Linked DNA regions of Homo sapiens: region 1 is linked to region 2. A link is an interaction called in ENCODE POLR2A ChIA-PET data of the cell type or tissue named here. Cell type or tissue: Caco-2. All regions are shown on one strand. Each heading gives the region's core, and the rest is flanking DNA. Links, peaks and the distances in the headings are about the cores only.

Region 1 (6,513 bases), core at 698-5,697, 110 kb after region 2:
CCAGGCTGGAATACAGTGGTGCAATCTTGGCTCTCTGCAACCTCTGCCTCCAAGCAATTCTGCCTCAGCCTCCTGAGTAGCTGGGATTACAGGCACACGCCACCATGCCCGGCTAATTTTTGTATTTTCTGTAGAGATGGGGTTTCACCATGTTGGCCAGGCTGGTCTTGAACTCCTGACCTCAAGTGATCCGCTGGCTTCAGCCTTCCAAAGTGCTGGGATTACAGGTGCGAGCCACTATGCCCGACCTCGATAGACCTTTAAAGTCCATTTGAGAAGCTGAAGTCCTTCAGAGCAATTACTCAGATGTTTTTGCTGTTCTTAGACAAAACTCTGAGAACATTAATGTGCAGATGCAGAAAACTCACAGCGTCTCAAAGCTGCAAAGCTACTGTCAGAGCCAAACATTACTGTGAAGAAAGGGAAATCGATAGATACCCAGGTTTTTTCCCATATGAAAAAAAGTTCTCTTTTGTCCAAGGCTTCATTTACTGAAGTCGTCCCGGGCAAATATTCTAACTGGGCTTTCTGTTTCCCGCCTTGGTTCCTAGTGCACTGGGCCCCCTGCCTCCTTTTAGACTTCGTGACTTAAGATATTTATCGTTTCAGGGACAGACTATGCCGGGAGCATTTTGGTCTCAGACAGAAAACAAAAATAGATGCACTTCAAAAATGATCCAAGTGTTGTACGTTTCTGACTTTTTTTTTCACCACGGTGCCCCCGCCGCCAACCATTTTAAAAGTAATTCCTGCTGTTTGAAATAATCACCTGAATCTCCCGAAAAACTTTAAACCGTGTTAGACAATTAAACAGATTCCTGGCATCGCTGAGGCCATCTGTGTGTCTGAGTAGCCTATAAGCAACACAGTGAAGCCAGAGGTAGTAATCGGAGAGCGCTCGACAGGAGGAAGTATATCCTTTTGCCCCCTAGAAGAGACCACATCTCAAAGTTGCTTTGATAATATCCCCACGACTTCTTGTCAGCGTGATGCTTCCAGCACAGTTTTGTTGAAAAATGCCTTTTGTGCTGACAAGACCACGTGGGCTTTCACCCCAACCTTGTTTTCTCACAGTTAATAAATTACAAGAAAACAGAGCTGGAGGATACTCCAAAGAAGTAAACTTTCTTTTCCATGATTATCTACAGTGTAACATCCCTGAGAACATGGACAGGGGGTTACTACTGTAATGTGATCATCTGGGTACCCAGGAGCCGTCGGGCTCTGAGCACAGACGTCTGTCTGGACAGGTAACTTCGGGTCACTGAAAGGTCAACTATGAAGCAGTGCTCAAATGTGTGACAGTAAGAACTCTTCTGTCTGAAAAACACACTGTAATTTTACCTTTGTGTCCACAAAAACTACTTCTGCATCTAGAAGCAAAGGTGGAATTTCTATGCCAATATCAGAAGGATGCAATGAAATGGTGGAAATGTGGGCACCATATATATATGTATATATACACCATATATATATATGTATATATATTTGTAAGTAGGCTGGTTTCAGAAATTAGTTGGACAGCTCTTACAAACATATAAAATCTGAAGCACGTCTGTTTTTAAAATTGTGGTAAAATACACATAACATAAAATGTACTACCTTAACCATTCTTAAGTGTACAGTTCAATACTGTCAGGTATCTTCACACTATTGTGCAAACAATCTCTACAACTTTTTCATCTTGCAGAGTAAAAACTATGCCCGTGAAATGACTCCCCATTAACAAGTTGTTGTTGTTGTTGTTGTTGTTGTTGTTGTTGTTGTTGTTTTGCGACAGAATCTCGATCTGTTGCCCAGGCTGGAATGCAGTAGCATGATCTTGGTTCATCTCAACCTCCACCTCCTGGGTTCAAGCAATTCTCATGCCTCAGCCTCCTGAGTAGCTGGGACTACAGGCATCTGCAACCATGCCCAGCTATTTTATTTTATTTTTTGTAATTTTAGTAGAGATGGGGTTTCAACATATTGGCCAGGCTGGTCTCGAACTCCTGGCCTCAAGTGATCCGCCCACCTCAGCCTCCCAAAGTGCTGGGATTACAGGCAACAAGTTGTTTCTTAAAATAAGTTTGTGTATTACTAAATGAAAATTAAAAAGTACTTCAAAAAATTAAGCAAAATGTAATGACCTTAGCTATTCTTTAAAGCAGGCTTTTGAATTGGAAAATTTTCCAAGTCAATCTGACAATTGCTTTGGACAGAATAAAAAAGGCCCGTAGTCAACAGTAGAATAAAGTCTGTAACTTTAGTATATAAAACACATATGATAAGGTCCAGTACATTGCAAGGGCTGGGCCACACATTTTCCTGAAGGCCCTCTGACAGCTGACGTGAAGGGAGAAAGACAAGCAGCTACTGAGAGTCAAAAGTGAATTGGCTACTGCTCTCTGGAGACCAAGAAAAAAATGAGTTTCAGGAAAGGCAGTGACTGAAGGGTGTTGGCAAGAGGTGAGCACACCTGAATTAAGACAAAAAGAGCTGGGGGTGAATGGGAATGGTATGGACTCAGGACAGGAGTCTAAGGGAAATTAGAGGGTCCTTCTAGAACTCACAGATGGAAAGAGTGTATGCAACTTCCTTGACCCAGGCTTGGGAGCGGGGATGAAGACAAGACAAAAGATCTTGATGATAGATTCTAGAGCAGCAAGTCACTCTAGATTCTAAAACTCTGATTCTAAATTGGAGTTAGGTCATGAGAAAATGATGCATCAAAGAGGCACAGTTCATCTCCAGAAAGAACTTTCCTGATATCCAAGCTAGTGAGGAGAAGCAAACTCACCTTCAAATCTATCTCTAAGCTAAGTACCTGAAATCTACATCCAAAAGGATAAGTTATATTTCCATAGTCTTCATTCCATAATACACATGGCACTTTAAAGTCTCCAAGATTATATTCTAAGGAGGAAAACCCTTTGGATGCTGGCACTAGAATCTACTAGAAGAAAATAGAGAGAATGTCTGCTAAATTCAGGCATAAACAGAGATGAAAATCTGTCTTTTAGGATTGATGGCATGGATGGTGTGGAAGAGAAACTTTTCATGGGTTCTCATAAGGTGCTTTTAGATCCAGGGAAGAGAAACAGTCAAATGTGGATGTTCCTGACAGCATCTCACAGCTTTACTTGGAAGAATTTTAGCAGTGTTTCCTGAAATTTGGAGAGTTTTCAAGCATATTCTATGGCATTTTTATAAAGTTATATCCTATAGAGCTATAATATTACTCTTTCTTAGACCTTTTTTTTTTTAAAAAAAAAAAATTTTTCTTTTGTTTTAGGCAGGGTCTCACTCCTTTGCCTAGGCTGGAGTACAGTGGCATGATCTTGGCTCACTGCAACCTCTGCCTCCTGCCTTCAAGCGATCCTCCCACCTCAGCCTCCTGAGTATCTGGGACTACAGGCACGCACCACCATGCTTGGCTAATTTTAATTTTTTTTGGTAGAGACAGGGATTTCACCATGTTGCCCAGGCTGGTCTTGAACTCCTGGGCTCAAGTGATCCACCTATCTCGGCCTCCCAAAGTGCTGGGATTACAGGCATGAGCCACCACGCCCGGCCTCTTTCTTATATTGTCATTGTACTTGGGTTGTAATAGGTGCCACGGTGGAGTGGAGGAAGAACTGGTGTTAGGTTCCAGGACAAGTTTCATTATTTATTAGCTATGCAACACTGGGCAAATCACTTGAACACTCTGAGCTTTCGTTTTCCATCTGTAATGTGAGGGAGGTCATACTGTCTTATAAAAATCATCAGAAGGAATGTGAATCAAACTGGATGCAAGAAAGTGCTCGATAGATTTAAGAATGTAGTGTGGAACCCCCAGCAACATGGCAAATGAACCTGATGTGGGCTGGCTTCTTCCAGTTCCAAAGACACCCACACAGGGGATAAAATATAACATTTAAAAATATAGAGGGAGAGCTTAGTTTGAAAGAAAATAAGGGAAACTGAAGGTGCCAGAAATGAAAGAAACTAAAGCCAGAAGAGTGAGCAGAAGTGAGTGGAGAAGCCGCCCTTTGGGTTTCCACTGGGTTTCCAGAGTTCTTAGACGCAGAGCAACGAGTTTCCGGAGCTCATGGAGGCCAAGCCTTTGCCTATGGAAGGTGATGGAAGGGTGAAGTTCCAAAAAGGAGCTGTATTGGTTTGCTAGGGCTGCCATAAAAAAATACCACAGACTGGGTGGCTCAGATGACAGAAATTTATTTTCTCACAGTTCGGGAGGCTGAAAGTCTGAGATCAAGGTGTGGGCAGGTTTGGTTTCTCCTGCGGCCTCAGTCCTTGGCTTGCCGATGGCCACCTTCTCGAGGTGTCCTCACAAAACACAGCCTTTCCTGTGCACCTGCACATCCCTGGTGGCTCTTTTTCTTCATGTAAGGACATCAGTCACATCGGATTAGGGCCTACCTTTATACCCTATTTCCAAATACAGCCACATATTCTGAGGTAGTCAGGGTTAGGACTCCCACAAACAAATTTTCGGGAGGATACAATTCATTCCATATCAGGGGCCAACAAAAACCCTAGACATAGGCCTAGAGAGGCAGCACCAAAGCATAAGAAATCTTACCACTTATCAAGTCTTAGGTGGGATGGCCAGGCACAGTGGCTCACGCCTATAATCCCAGCACTTTGGGAAGCTGAGGCGGGAGGATGGCTTGAGCTCAGGAGTTCAAGACCAGCCTAGGCAACATAGTGAGACCCTGTTTCTAGAGAAAAAATTAGCCAGGCATGGTGGTGAGCACCTGTAATCCTAGCTACTTTTAAGGCCAAGGTGACAGTAGCACTTGAGCCCAGGAATTCAAGACTGCAGTGAGCTATGACACACCACCGCACTCCAACTGTCTCTAGAAGAGATTTAGACAGATTTAGAGATCATCCCATCTCAAAAAAAAAAAAAAAAAAAAAGACAATAGAGTCATTGAATGCAATAGACTGATGGTTTTCAAAGTGTGTTCCCTGGACCAGCAATCAGCATTATCTAAGCAATTGTTAAAAATGCACATTCTCAGGCCCCATCCCAGACCTCCTGAATCAGAAACCCTGGGAGTTAAGCCCAATGGGGCTTGTGTTTCAAGAGGCCCTCCAGGGGATTGTGATGGTTGCAGAAATGTGAGAAGCATTGCAATAAAGGAATTTGCTTCCCAGCAACTGCAGATCCTGACACCTCCAAACGATAGTTCCTCCCTCCTCCCCGGAAGCTACCAGCTTAGATGCTCATGCCATCAAACACTATCCTCTCCCCTTCCTCACTGGCATGGTGTTCAAATCCCCTGGTCACCTTCCTAATTCCTAGCTAGGCTTTCCCCTTGGCTCACTGGCCCTCTCTGCTCTCCCCCCAGGGCCTGGCACATCGCCGGTGCTCAATGCATTTTTACTGAATGAAAGCATAAAGTAGAGCTGTGTGTGTTGTTGAGGTACGTTCTTAAAAAAAGCTTCTCACCCTACATTTGCTATTTAAAATGAGGGTGGTGGGCTGCTACGCCCAACATGGCTAAATCTAGAAAGCATAACTGTGAGAAAAAGAAAGCAACTTCGCAGGCGTTCCTTGGCTCATCAAAGGCTGTCTTCTCCCTGTGTCTCCACATCATCTTCCCTCTGTACATCTCTGTCTCTTCACGGGGCATTCTTTATATAAGGATACCAGTCACAGGGACCCCCCCACCCCATTCCAGTATCACCACATCATAACCTACCTGATTACATTTGCAATGGTCCTTTTTCCAAATAAGCTTATATTTTGATGCCCTGGGGGTTAGGATTTCAACATATGAATTTGTGAACATATGGATCCAACATATGAATTTGTGGTTGGGGGAGAGAATGATACAATTCAACCCATAACAGATACATACAGTATCACAGGTAACATTTCAAATTATATACAAATTCTGAAGACATATAAATGCATAGTGAGAGCACAAAAACGTGAATGGGAAGAAAAAGGCCCACTTTAGCATATAGCTTCCTTCCAAGGAGGGAGAAAAGGAGGGAAATGGTATCAAGAAGAGACCCAGAAAGGAGATTCAACTGTATTTTTTACATTCAGTTCTTTTACAATACGAAGCAAATACAGCTAAATGTCAACATTTGTTAAGTGCCCTTGGCGAGGACTATTTTATTCTCTGCTTTTTTCAGGTTGTTTATTTATCTGAGAAAATAGCATTAGGGAAGAAATGCTCCATGCTGTAAAGAACACTCCACATTAGGACATGCTCAAATACAAGGTGACATTAATTTTGTTCAGGTAAAGACATCAAAGAGTGCCAAGAGGCAGGTGGCAGTAAGAAAGGACAACTATAAAGGGTTGAAACCAAGAGCCAGGCCAGACTGCAGGGGAATGGATGTATCCCACGTCAGGCCGCCAGTCACAGGAATTGGGAGATCAGGCAGGTTAATACAGGCAAAGAGGACAACAATGTTGTGAGTGGAGGGGACACTGCCAAGGTCAGCGGAAAGGCAAGGCGTGGTGTAGGTGAGACTCAGGTGAGCTAGGTCTGGAAATGCAGTCCAAACAGA
Region 2 (6,513 bases), core at 929-5,928:
CATGATGCCTAAAATGGACTCCAAGAATCATGGAAGTCCAAGCTTTAATCCCAATATCTCTAAGCACAGGGTCATGTATACTGAGCTGCTGCTACATAAACACTTCTTGTAGTTTTCTGAATTGAAACTAGGAAAGCAAGCTCACTTCTCATTCTAAATGTTCTAAAAGGACAGTAAAAGGTACTATATTCTAATCAGTTTCAACGAAGGTAAAATAGTGAATTCCCAGGAAAGCATCAAATAAAGCTTTGATATTTTATATACTAGTTATGCTGTCGGTAGTAGGTCAGATAAATTATGCATAGAAGATGTGGATTTTATCACCTCCTAGTTAAATTAACATGTGATTATCTTTCTCCCTCCCCACAAAGCATGCTATTTCATTAATTGTTTTACTTTTTCCTGATAACTCCATTCAAGGAATAAAAATTTGGCCAAATATTATTTTGAAAATACAGGTGGGACCGGGCACAGTGACTCACGCCTGTAATCCCAGCATTTTGGGAGGTTGAGGTGGGTGAATCACCTGAGGTCAGGAATTCGAGACCAGCCTGACCAACACGGTGAAACCCCGTCTCTACTAAAAATACAAAATTAGCCAGGTGTGGTGACACGTGCCTGTAATCCCAGCTACTTGGGAGGCTGAGGCAGGAGAATCTCTTGAACCTGGAAGGCAGAGGTTGCCCTGAGCTGAGATCGCACCATTGCACACCAGCCTGGGCAACAAGGGCAAAACTCCGTCTCAAAAAAAAAAAAAAAGAGGGCCAGGCTCGGTGGCTCACGCCTGTAATCCCAGCACTTTGGGAGGCCGAGATGGGCGGATCACGAGGTCAGCAGATCGAGTCCATCCTGGCTAACACGGTGAAACCCTGTCTCTACTAAAAATACAAAAAAATTAGCCGGGCGTGGTGGCGGACACCTGTAGTCCCAGCTACTTGGGAGGCTGAGGGAGGAGAATGGCGTGAACCCAGGAGGCAAAGCTTGCAGTGAGCTGAGATCGTGCCACTGCCCTCTAGCCTGGGCAGCAAAGTGAGACTCTGTCACAGAAAAAAAAAAAAAAAAAGAAAGAAAGAAAGAAAGAAAAGAAAAGAAAAAGGAAAAGAAAATGAAAATACAGGTGGATGGGGGAAATATTACCCAGTTAGAGGTAGCACGGTAGCTATAATCTCAGTCTCTTTTTCTTAGAACCGTGGCTTTTTTTGTGTGTGTGTGGTAAGTATTTACTGCCCTTTTGGGGTTGTCCTGTGTGGTATCTGTAAGAGATGTTGGAACTAATACTGAGTTTATCAGGGGCCTGCAGGCATGCAGCAGTGTGCTCAGAGCAACAGCCAGCACAGATATTCAGCAGACCTCAAATTAGGATGTTGGCTCCTCTCAGAAACCTTCTTCCAGCCTTAGACCAATGTCTCCAATTGCTTTGGGCTTCATTGACACCTGGGAACAGCAGCTGCATCCACCCCAGGGTGCACAGAAGCTTGGTTGTGTTAGCAAGGCCCACTTCTACTCTGAAATGCTACCAATAAACTGTGAACATGTGACATTTTCACATACACATCTTGGGGCAAAGAACAGGCAGTTCAGCCCATACATAAAAAGTGGACAACAAAACTGCTCAGAATGAATGTTTATGACACACTTTGTTCCTTCAGAGTAAAAAAAAAAAGAAGTTCTTTGATACATTGTATATGGTAGTACTTTATTGTACCATATTTATCTCTCCAAGCTTGGGACCTCGTCTGGACTGCTTGGTGGGTGAGAAAACAGAGGGGAAGAAAAATCTTTTTGATCTGTTCTGCAAAGACACGAAGGGAACTGAAGAGATAACTATTAAGACATGAAGGGAAGTGAAGAGATACTTATTAGCTTTGTGACCTTAGGCACAATCTTTCTTCTCTTGGGACCTCATTTTTTCTCATTTGTAAGTGAGGGGATTGGATTATTTATATATTGAAGTAAGAGGTTTCTTTCAATGTTAAAAAACTTGAGATTCCAAGATAGGTGATTTGCACAAAACAGTGGGGGAAGAGAGCCTGTGAAAAGGCACATCTCCCATTATGTAAGGATTTATCATTATCTCCAGCTTACATTCGGCACTTTTATACAAATACAGATGTTAGAAATTTGTAACGAGTAAGGAACATACTGAAAGATTTAATAGAAAGAAATAGCGTATTGAGGGCTTTTTAAAAATAGCAATACTGGGCTGGGCGCGGTGGCTCACGCCCATAATCCCAGAACTTTGGGAGGCAGAGGCAGGCGGATCACAAAGTCAGGAGTTCGAGACCAGCCTAGCCAATATGGTGAAACTCCCGTCTCTACTAAAAATACAAAAATTAGCCGGGTATGGTGGTGGGTGCCTGTAGTCCCACCTACCTGGGAGGCTGAGGCAGGAGAATCGCTTGAACGCAGGAGATGGAGCTTACAGTGAGCCAAGATGGCGCCACTGTACTCCAGCCTGGGCTACAGGGGGAGACTCTGTCTCAAAAAAAAAAAAAAAGAAAAAGCAATACTGTCTCGGCGTGGTGGCTCATGCCTGTAATCCCAGCACTTTGGGAGGCTGAGGCAGGTGGATCATCTGAGCTCAGGAGTTCGAGACCAGCCTGGCCAACATGGCGAAACCCCGTCTCTACTAAACATACAAAAAATTAGCTAGGAGTAGTGTGGTGTGTGCCTGTAATTCCAACTACTTGGGAGGCTGAGGCAGGAGAATTGCTTGAATCTGGGAGGTGGAAGTTGCAGCAAGTCGAGATCATGCCATTGCACTCCAGCCTGGGTGACAGAGTGAGAATCTATCTCAAAAATAAATAAATAAATAATAAATAATAACAATACTATTGTTTGCAGAGCTCTGTGCTTTGGGAAACTCTGGGAAACTCATCTAGTACCAAAGAAAATGTTAATCAAACTTATTTTTTCATTTTATTATCCATTTTATAACTGGCATTGTAATTGGTCCACCCATCCACTCTTGGTACTTGGAGATTTCGAACCCCATAAAAAAGACACTAGAGTGTTTTCTTGCGTGGGCACCGCACTTCTCTGCACACAAATGCTTTATCAACAAATTATCTCATGCAAAACCTTGTTTTTTACAGTCAGAAAGACACAACTTGAAATAATTGTTTTTGCAAACATTTTGAAAGCTAAATTTTTCTCGGATTTTTCTCTTGATATGAAAGCTCTGAGTTTGATTACTCTTGATCTTATGGTAAAGATGAATATTTCATTTCAGTTCAGCCCAGTTTTCCAGAGCACAACCAATTTTCCTGATTGACAGTGGATTGTACGGGCAGATAAAAGGGGATTCTGGGGAAAGACAGGCTGGCCCAGAAGCCTCAAGAAACCAGAGTTCAAACCCAGCCCTGAGAGTAACTAACTAGCTGGGCGGTTTAAGGCAAATCCCTTTCCTTTCTGGACCTTGGTTTCTCTACCATTGTGTAATGCCCTTGTCACTGCATTCCTGGCAAGAACTTCCTCAAGTAGTTTGCTTTGTGGAATGATGCCAGACTGGGAATAGCTTAAATAAGAAGGGATGGAATTACTACCAAGTTATTTTAATATGCTCATTACCATAAATGAAAATTAATTCCATGGTTGAGAAATGAAGACACCATGCCACCAAATCCCATGTCTCGCATGTTTTAAGCCCAGCTAGCGACAGCCAGCATTCATTACAGTCCAGCCTCTTTAACGCTCCGTGGCTTCCTTGCTCATGCTGTCGTCCTCTGGTACTTCCTGTCCATCCAGTGTCTTATGGACACTGGCCTGAGAGGCCCATCAATGCTGACTGTGACGTTTCCAGCACATAATGCAATTGACATTCCTGCTCTCACCAAGGAGCAGGGAACATACCCTGTAGCACATCATTTTGATCTTCTTCCTCTTCTTTTTAAGGATTTTTTAAAATTCCAGACAGAGCATCATTTAGGGTCTCATTTGAGGGCTCTCTGCCGTTCTTCAAGCCCTGCCCTCTCTATGGCTATATTCAATCAGGATTTAGTTAAGCTGTGAATAAAGAAACCATAAACAAAGGACTAAATAAGATAGAAGTCTTGTTTCTCTTTCCTGCAAAAGAAAACTGGAGGTAGGTAGTCCAGTAGGCATGTTCAGAAAGTCATCATCAACTCAGGCCCATTCTATCTTGCTGGTATTGCCATTTTTAGTGCCAGATTTTTACCTCATGGGCTAAGATGGCTGCTGGAGCTTCATCTATTATGTCAACATCCCTCTCAATTCCCTCTCAATGGGGAAAAAAAAAAAAAAAAAGGGTCCGAAACACATTGCCCTCATGCTTTAAAGACCATTTTTGGAACTTATACGTGACACTTCTGTTTACATTTCATTGACCAGAACTTAGTCACATGGACATTCCTAGCTGCAAGGGAAGCTTGAAAAACGTAACCTTTATTCCAGGTAGTCATGGGCAGAGCTAAATGAGAGTGTTGTGTAAGATCACTGGGAACTGTCCCAGATCAAATATCTGGAGAATTCTTTCACTTTCAAATATTTATGAACAATTTTTATAGAAAGACTTCAACATTAAATTAGGAAGTACTATCCCAGGAAGGACAATCTGAATAGGAGATAAATCACATTGAACTGCTTCATTCATGTCTTAACACATCTGTGCAGAGCTGTGTTAACCTATCAGGGTGATATAAGGTAGTTGGGGGTTATGGGTTAACTAAAAAAGTTTTCATGGATAAATTTTATCCAAAAGTAAACAGACAGAAAACATATAATTTGATAGAATAATGGGGTAGGCTGTTTCAAGAATGAGCAGAATTAGTCTTTGGTGAAACCATAAAGTAAATATGCTCCTTCAGTGCCTTTGTGGTAACTGCTACACATTTTCCCCTTTTTTTTTTTTTGACATTATTCCCCTTCTACCAGAATGTGATGGTGCATGCACATTTGTTTACACACACGCCCCTACACAGAGGTGTACACTAATGTTTTCACACCTACACAGGAGTGTACACTCATGTAAGAAAAAAATGAATCACTAAACTAATTAAATCCTATCTACTTAAGACTTAACTTGCTACTCATCCCAGGAGCACTGTGCAAATTAAATTAAAATTCAATTTCCCAGGAGTGAGCGTCACTTTGATTCTAGTCAATAAATGCCTTAGGGATGAATTCTTGCCGAACTTTATAAGGATTATAAAGAATACATTTTTTTTCCCTCAAAGAGACTCTACTCTGGTAGATAGGGAGCCATGCATCTTCCAAGAAAAAAATACACAATATGATCTTTTATTCAAACTATTAAGGGCCCTTGGAAAGCAGAGTCTTACTCCAGTTTGGGAGGAAGATGGTGAGAAATGGGCAATATTTTTCAGGTAGAATTGGGCCTGGTGATATAGTTTGGCTGTGCCCCACCCAAATCTCATCTTGAATTGTAACTCCCATATTTCCCATGTGTTGTGGGAGGAACCCCAGTGGGAGGTGATTGAATTATGGAAGCAGGTCTTTCCTGTGCTGTTCTCGTGATAGTAAATAAGTTTAACGAGATCTGATGGTTATGTAAGGGGGAGTTTTCCTGCACAAGCTCTCTCTTTGCCTGCCACCATCCATGTAAGATGTGACCTGCTCCTCCTTGCCTTCCGCCATGATTGTGAGGCCTCCCCAGTCACGTGGAACTACAAGTCCATTAAACCTCTTCTTCTTCCCCGTCTCAGGTACGTCTTTATCAGCAGCATGAAAATGATCTAATACACCTGGATAGAAGATGGGCATGGCAGAAGAACCAGCTGAGCATAGAGGTGGATGATGGTGAGTAGTCTGTGTGATGGGGCAGAGGCTATCCAGGAGGGTAATGGGACACCCCCTTGAAGGTATAGTTTGAGACTTATCATGGAGGGCCCTAGCACTTTAGTAATAAAAGCAATAGGCAATACAAGGAAGAGATGGGAAAAATATCCTGAGCAGGGCTAGTCTATAAGAAATGTCATCTGGGGGTTGAATACATAGGACCCATGAAGACAAACTTGGAGACTGGCCCAAATCCAGACAAGAGGCAGAGAAGACCTAAATAAAGGCAGTGCGGGTGGAGAAAAGAGAACGCATTCCTAATGGTGACATGCCGAATGACAATGAGGTGGGGTACTCAGGGGAGAGAGCCCTTCCAGGCACTTCTCATGTAACACTATGTGGGGGCTAGCCACCACATAGCCCCATGTGTAAGCACCACCCCCATGCCCAAGCTCAGCGACAGAGGGAGGGGAAGGCAGAAAACCTGAGTAAACCAAACATAAGAATGGGAAGCAGCAGCATAGATTTTCAGAGTTGAAGAGGGCTTTAGACACCAACAGTAACAAGTGTCACTTTTTCTTTTTTTGTAGATGGAGAAACATAATGGCTTTGGGGACATAATGGCAGCAAAAGAGATGCGGGACCTGCCTTCTCTGATACTAGTGTCTTAACAGTATCTAAGAACACCGTGTGGAAAGTCAGAAGACAAATAACAAATTTAGGGAAATACTTGCAACATATATCACAGATAAATAT

Evidence for each region. ChIA-PET counts read pairs that join two places held together with the same protein. Peaks named below come from ENCODE experiments on the same cell type or tissue, not always from the same donor. Only the 100,000 strongest peaks of a DNase experiment are listed, where the experiment ranks them.
Region 1: POLR2A ChIA-PET joins it to region 2 with 5 read pairs; 3 of 35 experiments call an interaction of 5 or more read pairs at or near these places.

The regions. Positions count from the first base shown.
Region 1 is chr6:21,312,233-21,318,745 of GRCh38, reverse strand. No RefSeq gene overlaps it. Among named protein-coding and RNA genes, the nearest start is that of LINC00581, 200 kb to the left of the region's middle. In Caco-2, for the core only: no CTCF peak of the experiment used is centred there; no DNase peak of the experiment used is centred there.
Region 2 is chr6:21,424,250-21,430,762 of GRCh38, reverse strand. No RefSeq gene overlaps it. Among named protein-coding and RNA genes, the nearest start is that of LINC00581, 84 kb to the left of the region's middle. In Caco-2, for the core only: no CTCF peak of the experiment used is centred there; a DNase peak (open chromatin) is centred at 3,732.